Regions from separate parts of the Homo sapiens genome. Here region 2 is linked to region 1. The links are chromatin loops, found by intact Hi-C in ENCODE. Cell type or tissue: prostate gland. All regions are shown on one strand. Links, peaks and the distances in the headings refer to the core of each region. The heading gives the core; the rest is flanking DNA.

Region 1 (5,388 bases), core at 216-5,215:
GTTATCTTCCCTATTGAAAATGGGTACATGAAAAGAAACATCATCTCTTCATTAATTGATGCAATGATGGCTGGAAGAGATGCTGTTATCAACTGTAGCCATTTTGCAGCTGAAGATGGCAGAGCAGAGAGAGAGAGAGCAAAGTGCTACCCAGCTACTGAAACTGTGCCCCCCCCCCCATATTTACTGTGTCACATAATAAATGCTGATGTCGAAAGCCATTTGCAGTTGATTATTGTTCTCCTTGCCAGTCAAATGTTTCCTAAATGATGTCTCATTTTCCTCCTCTAACTTTGCCTTCCTACTCTTTCCTCTCTGGAAGGTCTTACCTGCACTTCTATGACCCTCACCCCGTCATTCACTTACACACTCTCTTGCTCAATTTTATGCTCTTTCAGAATACAAGCTAGGGTGGTGATTTCTACCCAGTGGATGTGCAGTGAATGTTGCTGAAATGGCTAAAAATAATAATAATCTAAAATCACCCAGGATTATGGACTGCATGTGTTACGTTGCCCTTGTCTAGATGTTTCTCTCTACTTATCAGTGGTACCTATGTCATGCTGCAGCACAGTCTTCTTGCTGTTCATTTCTAGAGTGGGAAAATACATTTTCTTTCCCAACTGATTATCATCAGATTTTTTCTAAGTTCTTAAGCTATTTTTCTTATCAATACAAAAACTTCAAAACTTTTTGAAAAAGATAGCTCAATAATTAAACAACGTTTTCATTTTCTGCTTCTGGGATTTTTGTATATAGCAAAATGGGAACTAAGGAGAAGGGTAGTGAAAGACATATTACATTTTTTAAAAAATCAAGCAATTCTGCATGTTAAAAAGAAGAAACGAAACCCAGCCCAAAGTGATTCTTCATTTACAATTCATTGTTTCACATCAAAATCTCTACTGGGCTTTAGTCAACCTTGTAACAATTCTAGATATTTTCTAAGGGTACCATTTATGGTCTTGTTTATCTGGAGACTCAACTCCTTAGATTTTAATGAGTTCCTTCAAAGCATAATGCTGTTCCAAAAATCAAAAGAACTTTGGCCCCTCCTGCTTCAGAGAAAAAAATGTAAACACTGCACATATGAAAGAATAAAACTGTCACAATTAAAATCTACCCGATCAAATTAAAAATGAAACCTTGAATTATTGCCTGGGGTATAACTGCTATGAGGTAGTTTATTCCATAAACCACTGAGAGAGAAAAGTGGTATGAGTTGAGTTTTCTCCATTTACTAAGTCACCACAATAAACCATTAAGGGCTTTTTGAAGAGCTATTCCCAGGACCCAGCCCTACTGCACTTGTCACTGGATGTTCCACACCAATCCACCACTTTGCACTTGACCAAGAAGGATGCTTTAGCATTTAAAACCCAGCAAAAGTAAATAGCACTGGAAATCATGATGGCATTTTGTAGTTAACAAACACACTAAAAGAAATCACTTTGGCTGTTTATGGGAGCAAAAGCTCAAACAAGGACAGGCCCAGCTTAGAACCTTTGGCGTGGCTCTGTTGTGACAGGTGGTTTAATAATTTAAGGGGTCTGGGTGCACGGGAGGGTCAAGATGCATTAAATTCGGCAAATATTTCTCAAGTGCTTGATACATGTCAGGCAGCATGTTTTGGCAATTCAGGTACATTAGTGAACAAATACAGTGGAAGGGTCCAGGGCTCATGGAACGATGTTGGAGGATAACTCAAGCAAAGATGAAAGAAATCAGCAGTCTTTGCTCCATGGCAACAGGTTAAAGGGAGTGGGAAAGGTTCAGGCATAATTTGCTTCTGCTTCCTTCCACCTTTGTGGGACACAAACAGTACACATGTTCTGTCTTTACAGACAGGGCCAAGTGAGCAGACTATAGCAGAACATTTGCTGGCTCTGGAAGCCATCTGCTGGCCTGAACATCAGGGGTGCTATGATTAGTCCAGCAGTATTACTGCTGTTAAAGGTCTTCATTCCTCATTTCCAGATTGGCTAAAACATATTTTCTTGTTCTTTCCCCACAAATGGACTCCATATCTGAGATACCACATCAAAATGCCTCTTCTTTTGTGTAAGGAGGCATCATGCTGTAGAAATAATTCATTTAGTCACTGCATCACTTGGGCAAACAAACTTGGCTTACTCCTCATGAAATGGTAGTGAGATTTAAACAAGCCAATAATGTACGTAATGAGTAGCCCAACCCTGGCACGTAGACAGTGGTATTTGTGATATATAGAAAAGGAAATGGAAATCATATATAATTATGTGGATATACTGGGAGGGGTGGTTTCTTGCTTGATGACCTGGATGAATGCTTGACTCTTTGACTTGGTGTGCAAAGTGGCTTTAAGAAAATGCGATTTTCATCAGGGAATGAAGAGAACACAAAGCAAAGCTTGGCTTCTGACTCGGAATCCTCATCACAGCCTCTGACCCTTGCTCCCAGTAGTGCTCATTTGAAATTTCCCACGTGCACTAAGCTGGTCCCCAGTTCAGGCTGACAACTCAGTGGGGTGGGAACACACTGGCTTTCCCACGTCTCCACTGCACTCCGGACTTTTCATCAGCTTACAAGGGTGGTGTCTTCTCTTTCTTGCCCCTCTCCTAAGAAGAAGTCCTAGTAAGAATCGTTTAATATCAGCCCTTAGAAGAAGCTGACAGTTTTCTCCATTCTGCTCTGAAGTTCTTACTAATCCCAAGAGCAATGATGAGTTTTCTCTGGAATTCCCAATATTAGTTACAGAAGTAACAACTTTCAGAACAATTCATGTATCAATGACTTAGTCAGTGAGAACTTTCTGGTTAGGATAATACCAATGACTTTGTGTAGATATTAATGATTCTTATCCTTGATTTCCAGTGCTCCCACAGAGTATCATTTTATGTTAGCCAGTTTTTCAACAGGTGTTGATATCAGAAGTGGAGGGTCATGATTTAAAGGTAAGGGAATATAAGCAGTATGGACACTGGACAAAATCGAAACAAAAATACATTTTTTTTCTAGTAATACAGAATTGCAATATTTATTCAACAAATAATTACTGAGCACCCATCTTTTGCCATATACTTTCTAGGTGGTATGAATGTCAGTGAACAGAACAAACAAAAATCTCTGCCTTTATAAGGTTTGTATTCTGTTAGGTTTCAATAAGCATAAAAATAAGTAAATTATATAGTGGGTTAAAAGGTAATAAATGCTATGGAATAAAAAGAGCAGAGTAAGGGCCTAGGAGTATATATGTGTGGGATCAGGTCACAGCATTATACACAGTGGGCAGAGTGGGCTTGATTTCCAAGAAAACACCCAAACACGCTTTGATAGAGCAGGCACCTTATCCCTTTAATGTAATAATAGCAGAAATCTTCCTTTAATGCCTAATATATGTTAATTCTGTTCTAGGTGCCTTAAAATGTCATTTCTAATTCTTATAACAGTCCTGTAAATTAGGTCACATTGTTTCATCTTTTGGCTAGGGAAGTTAACTGTGGGGCCCAAGATTACATAGCAAATAAGTGGCTGAGCAGGGATTTGAATTTTGGTAGCTCATTCCAATGCACATGGTCTTTCTACCATACCAGTGTTTCCCAAGATATGGTTTCCAAAGGTGTGGTTAGGAAACTACCAGAACTCTGTGGAGGTCTTCACTAGAAAGTGCAGATTATTTCTGGGCCCCATCCCAGTGCTACTCAATCTGATTCTCGGGAGTGCATCCTAGGAATCTGAATGTCTAAGTTTCCTTGCAACTCTGCTGCACACTCAAGTTTGAGAACCACCATTATAATCTACTGCCTTCGTATTTTGATATCTGTGGTCATGATATCTGCTATTATGATCTATTTCCAGCTCAAGGATTTCCAAACCAGTACCTGAAAAGCAAACAACCAATGCAAAAGACTGTCCTAGCCAGACTCTTAAATTGTGTGTCAACCTCTGCATCTAGGTTCCTCTTCTGTATTACAGGACGAAGCCAGGTTCTTTTCCGCCCTTTCCCATTAACTCAGAGAGTGGCCACTTGGGAGAGGCAGTCTCAGCATCAGGAAATGAAGGATGTTAGAACACCCAGAACAAATTTTGGGTCCCTGCCAGGCCTCTGTGAGCTTCTACATCCCTTCCACCAGTTATTTTATGGAATCACTGCCTCCAGGTCTGTTCTGCCTTCCAGGACAAGCTCACAGCTACCTTTCCTAACAAGTCTTCCTTTCTAATGCTAATAGAAGTGACACCTCCCTTTCCGAGCTCTTAAACCCAAGGACTGTGAAACTGCACAATTACTAACTACTTTTAACCATCAGGCCCTGACTAGCTTCATCCTTCTTTGTTTGGAATTATAATAATTCTGAAAGCTTCTTTAAAAAGCCAAACAAAACAAAACAACATAGCGACATACAAGATTACATTTTTGTCCACCCATGCAGATCAGCTTTGCTGACAAACCACCAGCCTTGGTATAGCCGACTAGTTTCTCAACTGCCAAATATGCCAAGATAATCTAAAATGTGATGAGATTAATTTTCTCCTGTGCTTTATAAAAAGGAAGGAAGGGAAGTCAGTGCTAGGGCATAGCACCATGCAGATTTTACAACTAGAAGGGGTCTTGGCTATCATTCATTCAAATCTAGTATTTGATAACTAAAGAAATAGAAGAAGATGAGGTCATGTAGCCAATATATAACAGGGACAGGACGATAGTAAATTTTCTGGTTCCAGAGTCAGTTTCTTTTCATAGACCAAGACTTGAGATATTTGTCTCCCTCTTCCTCCCACTCCACTGTTATTTTTCTGAATATATGATTACCAGAATCCTTCTAAAGAGGTCAAGAATGATTACATTAATGGTTAACTTACTCCAAGAAAGGTATCCTTAATTTCTCCATGCCCAAATCTTTTCATACGTATAAGGAGTAAGGCTTGGTAATATGGAAATCATATGTCACAGAACAACCATTGAGTCATTCATTAATTCAACCAATATTTATTGTGTTCCTACCATGTCCCAGGCACAGGGGTAATGCAGTAAAGAAAGTACTATAGATAGAAATGGACCAAAAAAATCATCCTGTCATGTAGTTTACATTTCTAGGGAGTGGCGAACATAAACGAGAAATTTGTAAGACCCAATGTTAACAGTGGTGAGTGCTAAGGGGAAAAAGCAGGGAAAGGAAATAGGGAGTGATGATGTGTGTGTGTGTGTGATGGAGGGTGGAGGTGCATTTTAGACAAGGTGGCCAGGAAAGGCCTCTATGAGAAGTAAAGACTATAACTGGAGACCAAAAATATGAGAGAATGCCGACATCAATCCCTACAGAGAATGGCAAACAAAGATCAGATTTGGGAAAAGCTGGAAAAGGTAGAATACTGATGTTTTTATACTGTTCTTAGTAATTCAGGTGGCAG
Region 2 (5,388 bases), core at 296-5,295, 75 kb after region 1:
TAAAACAGCGGACATCCATTTGTGCAATGCATTTAGACTCTGCCCTCCCAGAAGTCTGGATGATGGGCAAGAAGCGCTAAGGCTCATTTCTCATCCAGGCAATCATGGGGAATGAGTGTAAACAGCCTCAATTCACAGGTGCACCTGAATGTGGGATATGGCATCAATGTTTAAGCCCTTTTAAATTTCTTCACTTGCAGAGCTCAATAAAGATTACATTACTGGAAAGGAAAGGAAATCACCTGCACTGAAATATGACATGAGGGTGGAAAAGAATCTAAATGTCTGCTGGGGACAAAGACCTCCTCTGGTGCTGCTACACACACAGGCAAATTTCCAGCCTCATGGGTGCAAAATGGCCATATCCAGTCCCCTACTATTCAGGTGGTTTTTAGCCCACACAAAGTTTTATAAAAAGTTAAGTCCTAATGCAAAATCTTGGAAAGTTCACATACATATCTAGAGTTCCAGCCTCTTGAGGAAAGTGGAAGAGCTGGCAACACTGGGTCCCACATTCCTCACATGTGCCCCAAGGCAGCATAGGCACCCAACCCTGGGCCACTGTACCCACTTACATTACCTGGTATGCCTCAGAGTTTGTGAACCTACCCTAGCCTAAAAGGAAGGTCCTAGCTTATTCAAAGCTTTGAAAAAAATCCTGCTGAGAAAAGACTGAAGGAATGCTTTTTGGCACCATCTCCTGTTTCATTAGCCACAGCTGCCTTACTATGTATTTGGACCAATAAAATTGACTCTCGGAGAAAGCAAACCAATGAAATTCATAGGCAATGAGGAGAGCTCAATGAAAAAGTGAGGGGAAAATGATTTAAAAAGATACACTTGGGTGGCAGAGTAGGGAAGTGGCCCTTTAGAAACTGCATATAATCTGTGCCAGGATTTCTCAGCCTAGGCACTAGCGATATTTGGGGCCAGATAACTTTTCAGTGGAGAATAGTCCTGTGCTTCGTAGGATGTTTAGCAGCATTCCCTGGCCTTTATCTACTAGATGCCAGAGCACCCCACCACTGTTGTGACCACACACGATGTCTCTGGACATCACCAAATGTCCTCCAGGGACTAAACTTACTCCAGTTGAGAACCACTGGTCTATGTATAACTCAACTTAGAGAGCAGCTATGAACCCAAATCATGTAAATGTGAACAAAACATTCACATTTTCCCACTTGTCACAATGCTCAAGTTATACTTTATCTCAGTTTCTGTTTTAAACAGAACAATGTAAAAGTGTTTACAAATTATGAAGCCTTTATGTATCACACTGACTTTGGGACACAATAGCAATTTTCTTTAATTTACGAAGAAATGGGAGTCTGCATATAATTATCTTTCTACCAAATTTCTAGGACTACAGATGGGGGAATAAGCCAAGTTTCTTGAGGAAATAGCCTTGTATTTCTTTATATGAACTGTTTTTTTCTCCTTGGGTGGGGCAGGATCAGGTATGGAACACCCTCTGATAGTCAACAGTTGTATGAATGGATGTTTAGCATTTAGAGAAGACTCAGGAGACATTGTGGTTCTTTCCTTTTATTTAGAGGACTAAACATGGTGGATGAAGAGACTTACTGGCCAGCCCTCCATGGGCCAGAATGAAAATTCAGGAAGATATCATAGGAAGACAGTCTAGCCAGCAAATGGAACCAGTGGAATGAGCTGCCTCAAAACAAAGCATCATTCATTGTGGCTTCCATTTGGTTGTATTCTGTCTTGCACCCCTCCACTTTGTGAGAAACCAGGTCAGGAGCAGCCCTATGCAAAAAGCTAAGGGGTAAGTCTCCAGCTGAAAGCTATACTAGTGAGCCTGGGAACTGCTCCTCCAGCCCCAATCAAGCCCTAAGATGACTGCAGCCCCATCTTTGCTTGGCTGCAACTTCACAGGAGCCCCTGAACCAGAACACCCAAGCTAAGCTATTCACAGAAGCTGTTTTACAAGATAAATGTTTGTTATTTGAAAAATAAAAATAAAAAGATAAGAAAAGATGCCCAGTTAAATGCAATGTGGTATCCTGAATAGGATTCTGGAAGAGACAAATAACATTAGTGTGGAAACTGGTGAAATCTGAGTGAAGTCTATAGTTTTGTTGATAGCAATGCACCAATGTTGGTTTCTTAGCTGTGATAAATGTACCAAGGTAATACATTTATGGTATTAATGTTACCATAATAGCATTGAGGTTATGTTATTATGTTAACAGGGCAAACTGGGTAAGGGGCATAAGGGAACTCTATACTATCTTCATAACTCTCTGTAATTCTAAAATTATTCCAAAATTAAAAAAAAATAAGTCCTTTCTCCCAGGCACCAGATGTATTCAAGCAAAGGTTGGAAACTCACTTATCAAGCATGTGAGAAAATGGAGGCCTGTATTGCTCACTGAAGTGCTCCACAGAACTGAAAGCTCAGTTTAGTGACAAGAAGGGAGGTGACTCACAAGCCAGGCTGAAACTAGTGAAATAATCTCCTATTTGCATCTCCTTGATCTGAAAGAAAACATGTGCCTAAGCTGACATGAAACATCTATTATGTTTGCCATTCTGGTGGAGCCTGTTTGCTGGAAAGGGAGTGGACAGCTAACAAGATGGACCAGATTTGTTTTTATGGGGCTGGTGATTTTTTCATAGGTGGCTTATTAGGTTGTTGTAAGATTCTAAATCTTAGGTTCTCTAAATCCTTTTTCTGCTTAAGTTATCCAGACAGTATTTTTCATTTGCATTCATGAACACCGATTATTTGATTAGTACAGAAATCTATTTTTAAGCTCCAATGCCTATTCTGTAAACCAAAATATTGTTTTTAAAATAAAATATAACATCTCTTTACATATATATGTACATATAAATGTGAATTGAGTTATATGATCTGTGGATATCCTGTAAAAAGGTTTAGTAATACCATATTTTGTCCTTTATTAAAACTAAAATTCATTATTTCATCTCATTATTTCTCACTTTGAGGGCTTTTCTTTGTGGCTTTCAAGCCACAGACCTCCCAAAAAATAAGGCAAGAGAAAGACTGAACCAGATATTTTATTTCCAGTTTGGAACAGGAGGTTTGTTAAAGAAGTAACAATATTATTAATGACCCCTGGCACTTGGGAGCCATTCATTGTGCCTGTACTCCATGTTTGGTGCTTTCTAATGATTAATCCCAGCAACATAAGTTAAATTGGCCCAGTAAGTTTACATAGGAAAACAGGTGTTACCTGAGGACAAGTCAGGCTGGACAAAGGATCCACTTACTGCCATTGCCACCCCGAGTGGAATGAATTCAAAATTGCTCCTTCTACTTTGAGTTGCCTGCTTCATATTCAAAGTCTATCCCAAGAAATGGAATGGATAGCAGCTCTGATAGAAAAGAGGAATAGTAATCTAGGAAAGCGAAACCAGTGGGACCAGGAAAGGGAAAACAGTGGGACCAATGCAATGCTCTGGTTTAAGAGTTAACCTGGGATGAATCCCAGAGATTTAGGAAGGGAGCCAAAACAGGGATCTCTTCCCTATTCTTAAGCAAGTATTCTCTGCCCAGGGATGTTGTACCATAGAACATGATGACTATTCTTGGCTTGGGAATATTATTTACAATATAATAGTTATCTGTTTAAATGTCATCTTCCATACACTGATCTATCCATCCACCCATCCACCCTTTGATTGATCAATAGGTGAGATTCTGAGCTAGGTGCTATGAACCCAGATGAATGAATGCTATCTCTGCCTTTGAAAAATTCAAAATTCAGTGCTAGAGATAGACATGTGGAAACCTAATTAAAGCAAAATGAGGCCGGGCATGGTGGCTCGTATCTGTAATCCCAGCACTTTGGGACACCGAGGCAGGTGGATCCCTTGAGCTAAGAAGTTTGAGACCATCCTGGGCAACGTGCTGAAATCCTGTCTGTACTAAAAATACAAAAATTAGCTGGGCATGGTGGCACGTGCCTGTAGTCCCAGCTACTGGGTGGGGTGGGGTGGGGTGGGGGGCTGAGGCAGGGGGATCGCCTGAGCCTTGGGAGGTTGAGGCTGCAGTGAGCTATGATCGTGTCACTGCACTCCAGCCGGAGCGACAGAGTAGTGTCACTGCACTCCAGCCTGGGCGACAAAAAAAAAAAAAAAAGCAATATGAAGAAATGCTTCAGTGAGGAGAAGACATTTACTAGGTGCCAGGACAAAAGAGAGAAGACTGCTTCCAGTTCTGCTTGCAAAGGCTAATGTTTGAGTTCAACCTTAAGGGATGAAGTTATCCCTCTCTGGGGTCTTTGAATTTTGGTGGGGGTTTCCACCAGCTTAGTTTAGGACATCCTTCCTTTCTGATTACCCTATCCCTTTTAATGTTTGATTCCTTATAATCCAACCCTTTACCAACTAAGCATTCTATTGGTGAAAAAGATGAGAAAATTGCAAATTCAGGAGTGGATTGCTAGTTTCTTAAGTGGGAACCAGGGTTCAAGAGAGGGGAAAATAATAATTGTGGAAGAAAACAATCTATATGGAAAATAATGGAAAACGTATTCAAGCCCAAACTGGTCCCATCATTCAGGCAATGCTGGATACGTGTGTGTGTGTGTGTGTGTGTGTGTGTGTGTGTGTGTGTGTGCGCGTGTGTCATCTTCAAGAAATCTTTCATACCCTAGATTGTTGGTTATTTAACCAAACTCATGTTATCAAAGTTTTTGCTTATTAACTTATACTTAACAGTTCTTCCACTAACTTTAATTGAAATAGACAAAGGCAGATAGGAACAGGGTGATTGGTTCACTTTTGTTGGTATAAGTCCCAGTGAATTAAACACTTTCTTTTTCCTGCTAGCACTTTGTGGGCTAGGATTTCCAAAATCTCTTTCCAAAGTGTCTATGTTTCCCTGGAGAAGAAAATGTTTTATGGTATTCTTAAGCAATAGCGATGCCTCTCCTTAGGGCTGAGGCTCCCCAAAGTACTTGTGAAATGTACTAATCCCCACAGTTTACATGTTGAAGTGGTGGTGAAATTATCAAAGGTGTGGTCAGAAAATAAGAACATTCTGTGAGTCTCTCACTGCTGTAGAGAAAGTCGACTCTTGGAGGTCACCATGCCTTCAGTTAAACACTAAGAAGAAACCTATTCTGTTTTGTGTAAATTATTCTGGCAGGGTGATTAGTTCTAAAATTTTTCTATATCATCTTCAAGAGGAGAAAAAAAACTTCTGGATCCTCGAACCTCAAAGCAAGTGGTTTTCTATTACAGAAAAATCATTAAGATATTTGATTTGTTGAACACGTCTCCTTGTTCCGTCAAAACATGAGGTAGGGAAGCTGATCTCATGGTTTAGATGCCATAGCTTTAAAGGCTCAACTATGGTTTTTCCTTAACTAGGTGTTCTTTGTAATCACTGCT

Evidence for each region. Hi-C counts contacts between places; a loop is a spot of excess contacts. Peaks named below come from ENCODE experiments on the same cell type or tissue, not always from the same donor. Only the 100,000 strongest peaks of a DNase experiment are listed, where the experiment ranks them.
Region 2: a loop joins it to region 1, with 2.1 times the contacts of the local background. A loop is called at or near these places in 1 of 110 quality-filtered maps.

Annotation. Positions count from the first base shown.
Region 1 is chrX:11,162,166-11,167,553 of GRCh38, forward strand. The region is part of intron 9 of ARHGAP6 (Rho GTPase activating protein 6); the gene reads right to left. Among named protein-coding and RNA genes, the nearest start is that of HCCS, 54 kb to the left of the region's middle. In prostate gland, for the core only: no CTCF peak of the experiment used is centred there; no DNase peak of the experiment used is centred there.
Region 2 is chrX:11,236,963-11,242,350 of GRCh38, forward strand. The region is part of intron 2 of ARHGAP6 (Rho GTPase activating protein 6); the gene reads right to left. Among named protein-coding and RNA genes, the nearest start is that of AMELX, 54 kb to the right of the region's middle. In prostate gland, for the core only: no CTCF peak of the experiment used is centred there; a DNase peak (open chromatin) is centred at 2,529; H3K27ac peaks cover 4,842 bases.